2 separate regions of the Homo sapiens genome follow, and region 2 is linked to region 1. A link is an interaction called in ENCODE POLR2A ChIA-PET data of the cell type or tissue named here. Cell type or tissue: MCF 10A. All regions are shown on one strand. Each heading gives the region's core, and the rest is flanking DNA. Links, peaks and the distances in the headings are about the cores only.

Region 1 (5,378 bases), core at 171-5,170:
AAAGGGGAAAAAAAAAGAAGCTGACAGTTTGGGGGCACTGGCATTTTGGCTGCAGATTTATACATGCGGCACAAGCCCTCAGGGAATCGGCTTAGAAATCCAAGGCGCATTTGTCAGTTAAATCCAAAGGGAGAGGAGAAAGATCTTAGTCCCTGCCCTAGCGGTGCTCTGTGTGTTGTAGGAAAGGAAAGATGTGGTCATGGAGGCAACAGGGGAGCAGGGGACAGGGTGGGGTGGCGCCAAGACGGGCTGTCCTGAGATGGAGGTGAGTGAGTGGTGGGTGGGACCCCGGGAGGCCAGGCTGTCTGCAGCTGGTGGCGCAGGCCTGAACTGGGCCAGATGAGAGGAGAGCGCTGGAGACGGCTGCGGAGGGCCAGGCAGGCCCCCAGCCAGAAGTGGGGGCCTCTGCTTGGGCGGCAGCTCCCCCTCCCTTCCTCGTGGTTGGCTGCTGAAGTTCCATGGCAACCCTCCTAGCCTGCACACGATCCCCTGTGGGTGCAGCAAAAAACCTTAAGGAACTTTGGCTCAATGAGATCCTTATTCACAGCTCAGAAGTCAAAACTTGAGTTTTGAGAGGGATTGGGAGGAAGAGCTGCACTTTTAGACTCACTTGTCCTTACCTTGAATTTCTTTCCAAGGTTGGCAGGTGGAGGCCAATGGGGTGATTCTGACCCGATATGATATTGTGCGCGATCAGCCTGCCAGTCAACCACAGGCTCCCACAGCCCTGAGGTTGGAGCTTCAGAGAGAAGCAATTTTGACAAACCAGGGCTGAAGGAGTGGAATGTATTTTGGTTGGAATCCATGACTTTTTATTACCACCGATTAAACAGGAAACAAACATTTTGAGCAGGTTCCAATCCTCAGCTGAATGTGGCTGCGCCATCCATGTATGGGGACACTCGGTCTCCAGCCATTCTACCGGGACACGGGAGGGCCCTGGGAGGCACCCACCTGCCTCAGTGTTCCAGTTACTAAAAATGAGACTGGATTTTAAGGCAGTGGATCTGGCCTGGCTTTCTGTGTCCAGGGTGGGCTGGAACTGGATCTGATTAGGTGGGTCTAGGCACTGACAGCACCTGATTTGGTGTGCACCTGCTGAGGACGTGTGCAGGTGGGGAAGGAGGGGCCCACATGGAAGAGGGGTGCATGATGCATGAGCTGAAAGGCGGCATGTGGAGGCTGAAGCCCAGTGGGCTGAGGATTCTGCAGTGGGGTGGCCTGATGAAGTGGGCACTCTGAAGTGTGTCCACCTGCCGTGACCTGCTAAAGCACAGTGGACCCACTGCCTCGGTGGACACCTTGAAGCATTGCTGTTCTGAAGGCACCTTGGCCTAACCAGATGATGACAGGGCCCACCCCAGGGGCCCCTGAGGCCCTGTGGTCACCCCTAACAAGGACGCTTGGGCTGATTATTTTCATGAAGTGTCGGGATGGGCACTGCTTCTCCTGCTGGACTTGAGGTGGTTGGGAAGGGTTTCCCCTAATGTTCTGCCTGAAATGCCCCAGCCAGATGTAACACCTGCCTCCCTAACTCTCTCTTCCTACTCCCATCCCTTGCTCCTTCCACTTGTGTAACTACAGTATAGGGTGGCATAAGCAAAGTCTTCCTAGAGGATGGACACCTTTGAGATGGCAACTATATCTTCTTTATAAGCCTACACCCTTCTGTGTAGAGCTTATTCCACACATCCATCCACCCACCTCCCCACCTACCCATCCATCCATCCATCTGCACATTCATACATTCATCTGTCTGTCATCAATCCATCCATCCATCCAACAAATGTAAATTATGCACCTACCATATGCCAAGCACTGGGCTTGGTACTGAGAGTGAAAGAACATAAATGGACCCTGCTAGAACCCCAGTGCCTGGTACACAGTAGATGCTCAGATATGTTCACTGAATAAATGCATGACAAAATCCCCATCTTCATGCTATAGCTCACAAAGAATTGGAAAAAGGAGGGCTTTGGAATTTTGGGAGCAGTCACTTGTCCAGCTCACATGGACTGCCTCTGGAGGCCCCTTTTTTGGTGGAACCAACAGGAGAAAAGAGGCTGCACCTCTGAGACCATGACCAAGTTCCGTGAAACAATGAAGCCAGCAGTAAGGCATTTCCCTTGCCACCCGTCCAGCTGCCAGAGCGTGGCTGAGACTCGAGAGTTTAGAATAATGAATTTCATCCCCACTGTGCTGGTGACAGACAGAGCCGGAGATCTCAGGAAAGTACATGTGAGGCTGAGAGTGGAGGTGGGCAGATTTCCAGGGGTGAGTGAGACAAAGGAGAGGTCTGTGTGAGGGGCCGCCCCTGAGGGAAGTGAATAACATCCTTGGCAGTGATTAGCTAACCACATCAAGCTGGGAGGAAGAGGGAGTGGGGAGGCCTTCTGCCTGCGGGCAGAGTAGCTCCCATCTTCCACCTGTGGCAAGCCCAATTACATTGTCTTCAGAGCCAGGAAAAAGCTGGAATGTTTCCCTAATGAAAATGCTTTTGCTATATTCATGCATGAATACAGACATGCACATGTCCCTGGCTTTGTGTGTGTGTGTGTGTGTGTGTGTGTACACGAATGTGTGTCTGTAGAAACAGTGTGGCAGGCCGGGTGCGGTGGTGCACACCTGTAATCCCAGCACTTTGGGAGGCCAAGGTGGGCGGATCGCCTGAGATCAGGAGTTCGAGACCAGCCTGGCCAACATGGCAAAACCCCATCTCTACTAAAAATACAAAAATTAGCTGGATGTTGTGGCAGGTGCCTGTAATCCCAGCTACTCAGGAGGCTGAGGCAGGAGAATCTCTTGAACCTGGGAGGCGGAGGTTGCACTCCAGCCTGGGAGACAGAGGAAGACTCTGTCTCAAAAAAAAAAAAAAAAAAAAGAAAAAGAAGAAAAAAAAGCAATAGCATGGCAGTGCACATGCAGTGAAACATCTCTGTGTGTGAACACAGTGGCCTTGGGTGTATGTGCAGAGGTCTGAGCATGCCGTATATACCTGTGTGATAATGACTGTGCGGTGCATCTTAAGAGTCAGTGTGGGGGTATGTCTGAGAGCTTAAATGCCAGACAGACTGAGTTTAAACTCAGCTCTAGCATTTATCAGCCGTGGGGTCTTGGCGTATGATTTAACCACTCTTTGTATTCATTTTCACCTTTGCAAAGTAGGGCTGATAGTAGCCCCAGCCCCGCCTCTCCTATAATTTCAGCTGGGCCTGCCATGGATTCCATGAACATTTTGACTCACCTTACCATCTTAGCATCTAACCTCAATGTGTCCCATGTAGCTTTAACTAATGCCTCCGCCCCAGGGATTCTTGGATGCTGCAAATACTGGTGGGAACCTGCCCATCAAGCACACATGTGCAGCCTGAATGTGCAGGGGAGTGAACACCCCAGGGGAAACCTCCAGCAATGGGGGTTGGGAGCCGATGGATAAAAAATTCTCCAGGTAGATCTTTGGGTAGACAAATCTGAGAGATGTTCTCTTTTAGCACTTTAAAGATGTCATTCCATTGTTTTTCTAGCCTCCATTATTTCCAAATGAGATGTCAGTGTCATTCTAAGCCTTCTTTCCCTAAACCCCAAGTCTCTGTTTTCTTCTGATTGCTTTCAAGATGTTTCTGTCTTTCATTTTCAAAAGTTTAACTGTGGTGTGACCATGTGAATTTCTCCTTGTGTTCATCTTGCTTGGGGTTTGCAGAGCCTCTTGGATCTATACGTTTATATTTTCTGTCAGCTTTGGAAGGTTTTAACCATTATTTATTCAAATATGTTTGCTGTTCTAGCCTCATTCTTTTCTCCTTCTGGGACACCAGATACACATATGTTAGACTGTGTGATCTTGTACCACAGATCAGAGACTCTGATTTTTTTCTTCAATCCCTTTTCTCTCTTTTCTTCAGATTAGATAATTTTTAAATTAATCCATCTTCACATTTACTAACTCTTCTGTCATGTTGAATGACAAATTTTTAATTTGAAGTTTTAATTTGAAATTTAATTGAAGTTTTATGTTCTAGAATTTCTATTTGGCTCTTTTTTTACAATTTACATTTTGCTCTTGAGATTGCCTATTTGGTTTGTTATTAAGGCCATATTTTATTTTAATTCTTTTAACATCTTTATAAAGGTTGCTTTAAAGTTTTGTCTACTAAGTCCAAAATCTAGACTATCTTGTTTCAGTTTCTATTGACAGATTCTTTTTTTTTTTTTTTTTTTTTTTGCCCTATGGGTTACATTTTTATCTTTCTTTGTGGTTCCAGTGGTTTTTGGTTGAATCTCAGAGAGTGTGGAAACAATAGGGTATAGACTCTGGATTCTGTTGTCTTCCTCTGAAGAGTGTTGATCCTTGTTTTGGCAGGCAATCTTCTTGAACTTTTTGTAGGTTTGGTTTTATGCTTTGCTGGTATGAGTCTGTGCAAAGCCTAAGGTGTTTCTCAAGCCTCTCTAATTTAGTAAAACTTCACCTCTAAACACTGCAGATCCCCTGCAGATTTTTGTCAGAGCTTGATTTTGGGCTTTGTTAGGCAAGTTCTCAAATAGGTCCTACTCTAGGATGTGGTTCGTACTCTTAAGAATAACATGATCTCTCAGCTGGATACCCGGTGTGTTAATGAGATGTTAGTAAGATTTCTCTACTTTGGTGAGGGCCGGAACTGCATCTCCAGTACTGTTCAACCTCTGATAGATCTCCACTCTCAACCACATAACAGCTACTACCTGGTAGACCTCAGCTAGGCCTACTGCCTATCCCTCAACTAAGGACGCATCACTGTATGTCCTGGGGCCTCTATGTGCACTGCTTTCGTATTTCTGATGCCCAGATCTATAGGCTGTAGCTGCTTCAGTTGCCTTGAACTCTGTTTTCAACTCTGTCCCATAGCCAATGACTGACTGATGTATGACTACAAACATCCAGCTCCTTTACCTAGAGACAGAACAAACTCTGGGTTGTAATTTATGTCCCAGAGCTCCCTGAGGGTCCAGGCTGTGCTGGGATTTCACTTGGAATCACTCCTCAGCTTGGCTCTCCCTCTTTTCTCTTTTGCTGCCACTCCTCAGCTTGGCTCTCCCTCTTTTCTCTTTTGCTGCCATTGCTCCTGGTAACTCCTGACAGCACAGCTTCAATAAATCACTTGACCTTGAATCCTCAATTGAAAGCACTGGAACTTGCTTCAGAGCCTTTGCATGTCTTATTATCTCTTCCTAGAATGTTCTACCCTCCCCTTGCCCAGATCTTCCCACATCTGGCTCTGTCTTATGCAGAGCTCTGCTCAAATATCACCTCCCTAGGGAGGGCTTCCTTGACCACCTTGTCAGAGCAGCCTACTCCTGTGCCTTTCGTCCCTGGTTGCTTTTGGCACAGCACTTTGTTTATT
Region 2 (5,378 bases), core at 289-5,288, 63 kb after region 1:
TTTTCAGATCAACAGCAAAAAAACTTTTTTTAGTATAAGTATGTTCCAAATATTTCATGGGCCATATTTATACTAAAAATCATTGTTCATTTGAAATTCAGATTTCACTGGGCATCCTGTATTTTCATTTGCTCAATAAATAAGTAAATATATTCACTCAAAAAATAGAAAATAAACTTGCTCAATAAATCTGGCAGTTCTGGTTATTAGGGGAGCTGGAAAGTCCTTAGGAGGTGAAGGAAGGGCCTGAGTGAAGGTAAAGCTATCAGGCCAGGGACGGGCATTGCAGTTTTGAAAGGGGCTTGCTCTGGTGCTGGGGAATCACCTCCTCCAGCCCTTCCTTCAACATGTTGGTCTTCCACTCGCTGGTGGTATTGTAGCAAGAGTCCATTAAGAATCGTCTTAGTTCCTTCAGCAGCCAGAAAACTTGGAGGCAGCCACATTGATCAAACTGTGGTGGTAAGTTACATATGCAAGTCCATTTACTTGGGACATGGTCTTATTCTTTTCCACAATTGATTCACATACTCTGCTGATGAATTATTACATTGTATAGTTACATTCTCCTAAGATTTATGCCCCCCCAACTTTTTTTTTTTTTGAGACAGGGTCTCACTTATTGCCCAGGCTGGAGTGCAGTGGCCCGATCTCAGCTCACTGCAACCTCTGCCTCCCAGGTTCGAGTGGTGCTCCTGCCTTAGCCTCCTGAGTAGATGGGATTACAGGTGCCTGCAACCACACCCAGCTAATTTTTGTATTTTTAGTAGAGATGGGTTTTCACCATGTTAGTCAGGCTGGTCTCAAACTCTTGACCTCAAATGATCCACCTGCCTCGGACTCCCAAAGTGCTGGGATAATAGACACGAGCCACTGCGCCTGGCTGCTCCCCTGACTTTCTTAAAGGATTTGGGGATATTTTAGCAGTTCATCCCAAGGAAAAACTAACAGGACTTCTTTTTTTTTTAAAGCAGAACAAAGGCCATCTAAAAGGAGCAGAGCAGTAGATAGCAAGTCCATGTGTAATGAGCTCCGTGCTGACAAAAATGTGATTTGCCAGTGGGATAGAGATAAACATTACAACTGGGCACATAGATCAGGATTTAGTGTATGGAATTTAGTTTGCATAAAAGATAAATCAGGGTGTTAGTGCACACTTTGAAAAACGATCCTGCAGATTCAAAACTCCTATGGGTTTTTACTGTATCCTGAGTTCTTATAATGGGAGGTGGCCACAGCATGACAAGCCCAAGGAGGTCGTGCTCAACATTGGTTGATCATGACAATCTCTGGGAGGTGCCTAGGCTCTACCCTAGGCCGTGACATCAGGATCTCAGGGGGTGGAGCCAGGTGTCAGGATGCTGCCAGCTCCCCAGGTGATGACCGTGTGCATTCAGGAATGGGAACTGCAGGTGGAAAGGATTCTCTTTCATTTTCTGGCTAGGGAACAGAGGCTCAGCCGCAGGAGTTACTTTTTTGGCACTAAATAGAGCTGAGATGAGAAATCTCACCCTTGACTCACTCCACATCCAAAATATTTTATTATTATACAACCTTTCAAGTACTGTTCAGAAAACCAGGACTGCTTACTCATCATGCTGCAGGGATGACCAGGCTAAGAGCTAAAATGTGTGTACACTTAGTACATGCCAGGTATTGTGTTAAACAATTTATATTGATGATTGCATTGAAGTCTCATAGCAGCTCTAGGGGGTAGGCACCTAACCAATGAGGAAACTGAGGCCCAGAGAGGTTAAGGGACTGGCCGCAAGCCACAGAGCTAGTAAGCGATGGAGCCAGGATTCAACCCCAGAACCTGTAGATTAACTGCCCTGTTCTGCAAAGCCAACATCCCTTAGAGCAGCACTTTCTAAACTGTGATGTGCCCCTGAGTCACCTGGATCTTGTGTAAAAGCAAAGTCTGATTCAGCAGGTCTGGGTGGGACAATTCTAACAAGCTCCCAGGTGAAGGGAATGTGGCTGGTCTGGGGCCACTGTTTGAATTGCAAGTATGTAAAGCATCACTAATATTTTTGGTGGTTGCTTTTTGCTCATTTGTTTCACTTTTAAAAGAACATTTTCAGGAAATGGGTGAATACTGTGGCACGAGGATGGATTTTATTGAATGTCCCCACCTGGGTTCCACAACAGGGATCACTATGACTTCATAAAGATCAAATCCAGCCACTGCAATGGCACTGTGGTTCTCCTGGTCACATCGCTTCATCTGGATTCAGGTTTCTCCTGGTTGCTGCTACACTGTCCACTTTACAGCTCAACAAACCTGTGAGACGTTCGCAGCTTGTGTCAATTTAGAGTAGATGCCCATATTAATGAGCAAATCAGCCCTCAGCTTTGATGAGTTGCAATTCTCTAGGAATACCCAAATATGCTAGTGAAACTTGTGTCTTAGCTTGGGTGCCCCCACTAGCAGACCTGAGATAAACTTCAGATACAAGTAGTTTATCTGGGATGGGATCCAGGAAGCATGGTGAGGAGCCGGGAAGGAAGAGACAGGGAAAAACAACGCACGGAGATAACGATGCTGGGGGCAGCTGGAGTGCAGTCCTTCTGGGGTCCGTCCAAGAGAATGTGGGCTGCTCTCTAGAAGGGTCCAGAGGCTATGGCATTGAGGCATAGTTCACTCCACTCAGGCAGAGAGTGCAGGTGCTTGGGGTAGGATGCTGTAGGGGGCAGTGACTGTCTCCTGTGGCAGCCTGGAGCTGCACCTCTGAGATGGGCCAAGCACTGGGGCCATGACAACATCTGCTACTTGAGGCTGCTTGAGGAATCAAAGGCATTTTCCCAGCCTGTGGGATTGGGCACTTTTCCAGGGGGAGGCTGAGTCTCTTTCTAGAGATTGAAAACTGCCAATGGGCTCTTGGGCAGCCTGAGAAAAGAGGGGACCATTTTACTGGTCCCATTTCTCAGAAGAGGCCACGGAGGCAAGGCCTAAAGGCTGCATGTGTGTGTGTTTGGGGGACATAAAATAATTCAGTGTTGGTGTCAACCGATCCCCAACTGTGGAACAAGACGTGGGAGATGGCACCTCAGTCTTCCAAGAGTGTTTAACCAATTTGGTGAGATGTCAATCTGATGCACCCTGAAGAGAGTAAGAGTTTTCATCCACCGTAACTTACAAGATCCCACAGTAGCAGGACTGGGGCTAGGTTGAGACAAGTGAGACCCCCAGGAGCTTAGATGTAAGGAGGTGCTCATTCTCAGGGGCGTGCAAGTGTCCCATTACATGACCCTGGCACCACTGGGAAAAGTCAATTGACTCTATAATTAAAGGTTTATTTTTTGACTTTATTCTATTGACCTGCTTATCTAATCTTATACCAATACCATACTGTCTTGAATACTGCAGCTTTCTAGTAAATTTTGAAATCTGGTAGTGTCAGTCCACCAACTTTGTTCTTCATTTTCTTTAAAGTTGTTTTGACTGTTCTAGCTCCTTTGTATTACCATATGAACTTTGGAATTAGCTTGCTCATTTCTACAAGAAGCCTGCTAGGATTTTGATTAAAATTTTTTTGAATTGGCATGGTGCGGTGGCTCACGCCTATAATCCCAGCACTTTAGGAGGCCAAGGCAGGTGGATCACTTGAGGCCAGGAGTTCGAGACCAGCCTGGCCAACATAGCGAAACCCTATTTCTACTAAAAGTACAAAAATTAGTCGGGTGTGGGGGCGCACGCCTGTAATCCCAGCTACTCAGAAAACTGGGTTTGCTGTGAGCTGAGATTGCGCCACTGTACTCCAGCCTGCGTGACAGAAGGAGAGACTCTGTTTCAAAAACAAACAAACAAACAAACAAACAAACAAACACTTAAAATAAAAGAATTGTATTGCATTGAATCTACGGATCAACTTGGGGAGAATTGAAAGCTTAACATTATCTCGTCTTTCAATCCATGAACACCTATATTTTTCTATTTATTTAGGTCTTTAATTTCTACTACAATATTTTGTATATTTAAGTTGATAGGTCCTGCCCATCTTTTATTCAACTGACCATTAAGTAGTTCATATTTTTGCCACTATTGTAATTGTCCACTCCTAGCATGTCCAAATGCAATTGATTTTTCTGTATTTACTTTGCATCTTTTGAAATTGCCAGATACTCTCTTTCTAGCTTTTTTTCGGTGGATTCCTTAGTATTTTCTACTTATGCAATCATATAATCTGAGAAAAAAAGACAAATTTACTTCTTTCTTTTCTATCTGTGTGCCTTTTATTACTTTTCTTGCCTTATTGCACTAGCTAGAACTTTCAGTACAAAGTTGAATACAGTACAAAGTGAGATCACACATCTTTGCTTTGTTCCTGATCTTTGGGGTAGAGTAGTCAGTCTTCTACCATTAACTATGTTGTTAGTAATACATTTTCCGTAGATGCCTTTATCATGTAGAAGAAATTCTCTTTTATTCCTAGTTTGATGAGAGTTTTTTAAAACATCAGAAATGATTGTTGGATTTTTTGCCTCTGTTGAAATGATTACATGTTTGTTTGTTTTTTTCTTTTTCAGAATGTGAATATGTCGAATTACATTGATAGATTTTTGAATGTTAAACCAACCCTGCATTCCTTGGATAAACTCTACATTTCCTAACATAGACTCTTTTATATATTGTTGGGTTTGGTTTGCCAACATTTTGCTTAGGATTTTTTCATCAATGAAAAAATATTGATCTTCCTTTTCTCGGTAATGTCTTTGGTTTTGTTTTCAGATGTCATGCTGGCCTCATAAAGGCTGTTGGAGAGTATTTCATCCTCCTCACTGTCTTGGAAGAATATGATAGAATTGGAAATTTTTTTCCCTTAAATGTTTGGAACAATTCACCAGTGAATGGACCTGAAGTTTTTTTTTGTGATAAGGTTTATAACTGCAAACTCCATTTCTTTAATAGATAGAGGGCTATTCAGGTTATTTCTTGTAGCTTGAACTTTGATAGTTTTGATTTTTCAACAACTTTGTTATTTCATTTAAATTCTCAAATTCATTGGCATGAAGTTGTTTATTCTATTCTCTTATTATTTTTTAAATAATCTATAGAATTTCTCATTTGTCTCATGTGTCCTTCTAATTTCAGACATTTGTAATTCATGTATTCTTTTTTTTTTTTCCTGCTCAATCTGGCTACAGGTCTTTTGCTTTTTTTTTGATCTTTCAAAGATCCAGTTTTTGTTTTCATTTTTGTTGATTGATTTTTTCTGTTTTCTGTTTCATTGATTTTTGTCCCTAGCTTTATTATTTCCTTTTCTCTGCTTACTGTAGTGTTAATTTTCTCTTTTTTCCCCTTACTTTCTTAAGGTGGAGGCTGAAGTCATTGATTTAGGAACTTTCTTCCTTTCTTACACACACATTTAATGCTGTGA

The links. ChIA-PET counts read pairs that join two places held together with the same protein. Peaks named below come from ENCODE experiments on the same cell type or tissue, not always from the same donor. Only the 100,000 strongest peaks of a DNase experiment are listed, where the experiment ranks them.
Region 2: POLR2A ChIA-PET joins it to region 1 with 8 read pairs; 2 of 35 experiments call an interaction of 5 or more read pairs at or near these places.

Annotation. Positions count from the first base shown.
Region 1 is chr20:58,124,845-58,130,222 of GRCh38, reverse strand. It overlaps LOC107987284 (a long non-coding RNA gene), which reads right to left and starts at 693. Exons shown (of 3, transcript XR_001754693.2): 1 at 621-693. LOC107985434 (a long non-coding RNA gene) reads left to right here. Exons shown (of 3, transcript XR_001754692.2): 3 at 1-624. In MCF 10A, for the core only: no CTCF peak of the experiment used is centred there; a DNase peak (open chromatin) is centred at 2,342.
Region 2 is chr20:58,062,201-58,067,578 of GRCh38, reverse strand. No RefSeq gene overlaps it. Among named protein-coding and RNA genes, the nearest start is that of LINC01742, 61 kb to the right of the region's middle. In MCF 10A, for the core only: no CTCF peak of the experiment used is centred there; no DNase peak of the experiment used is centred there.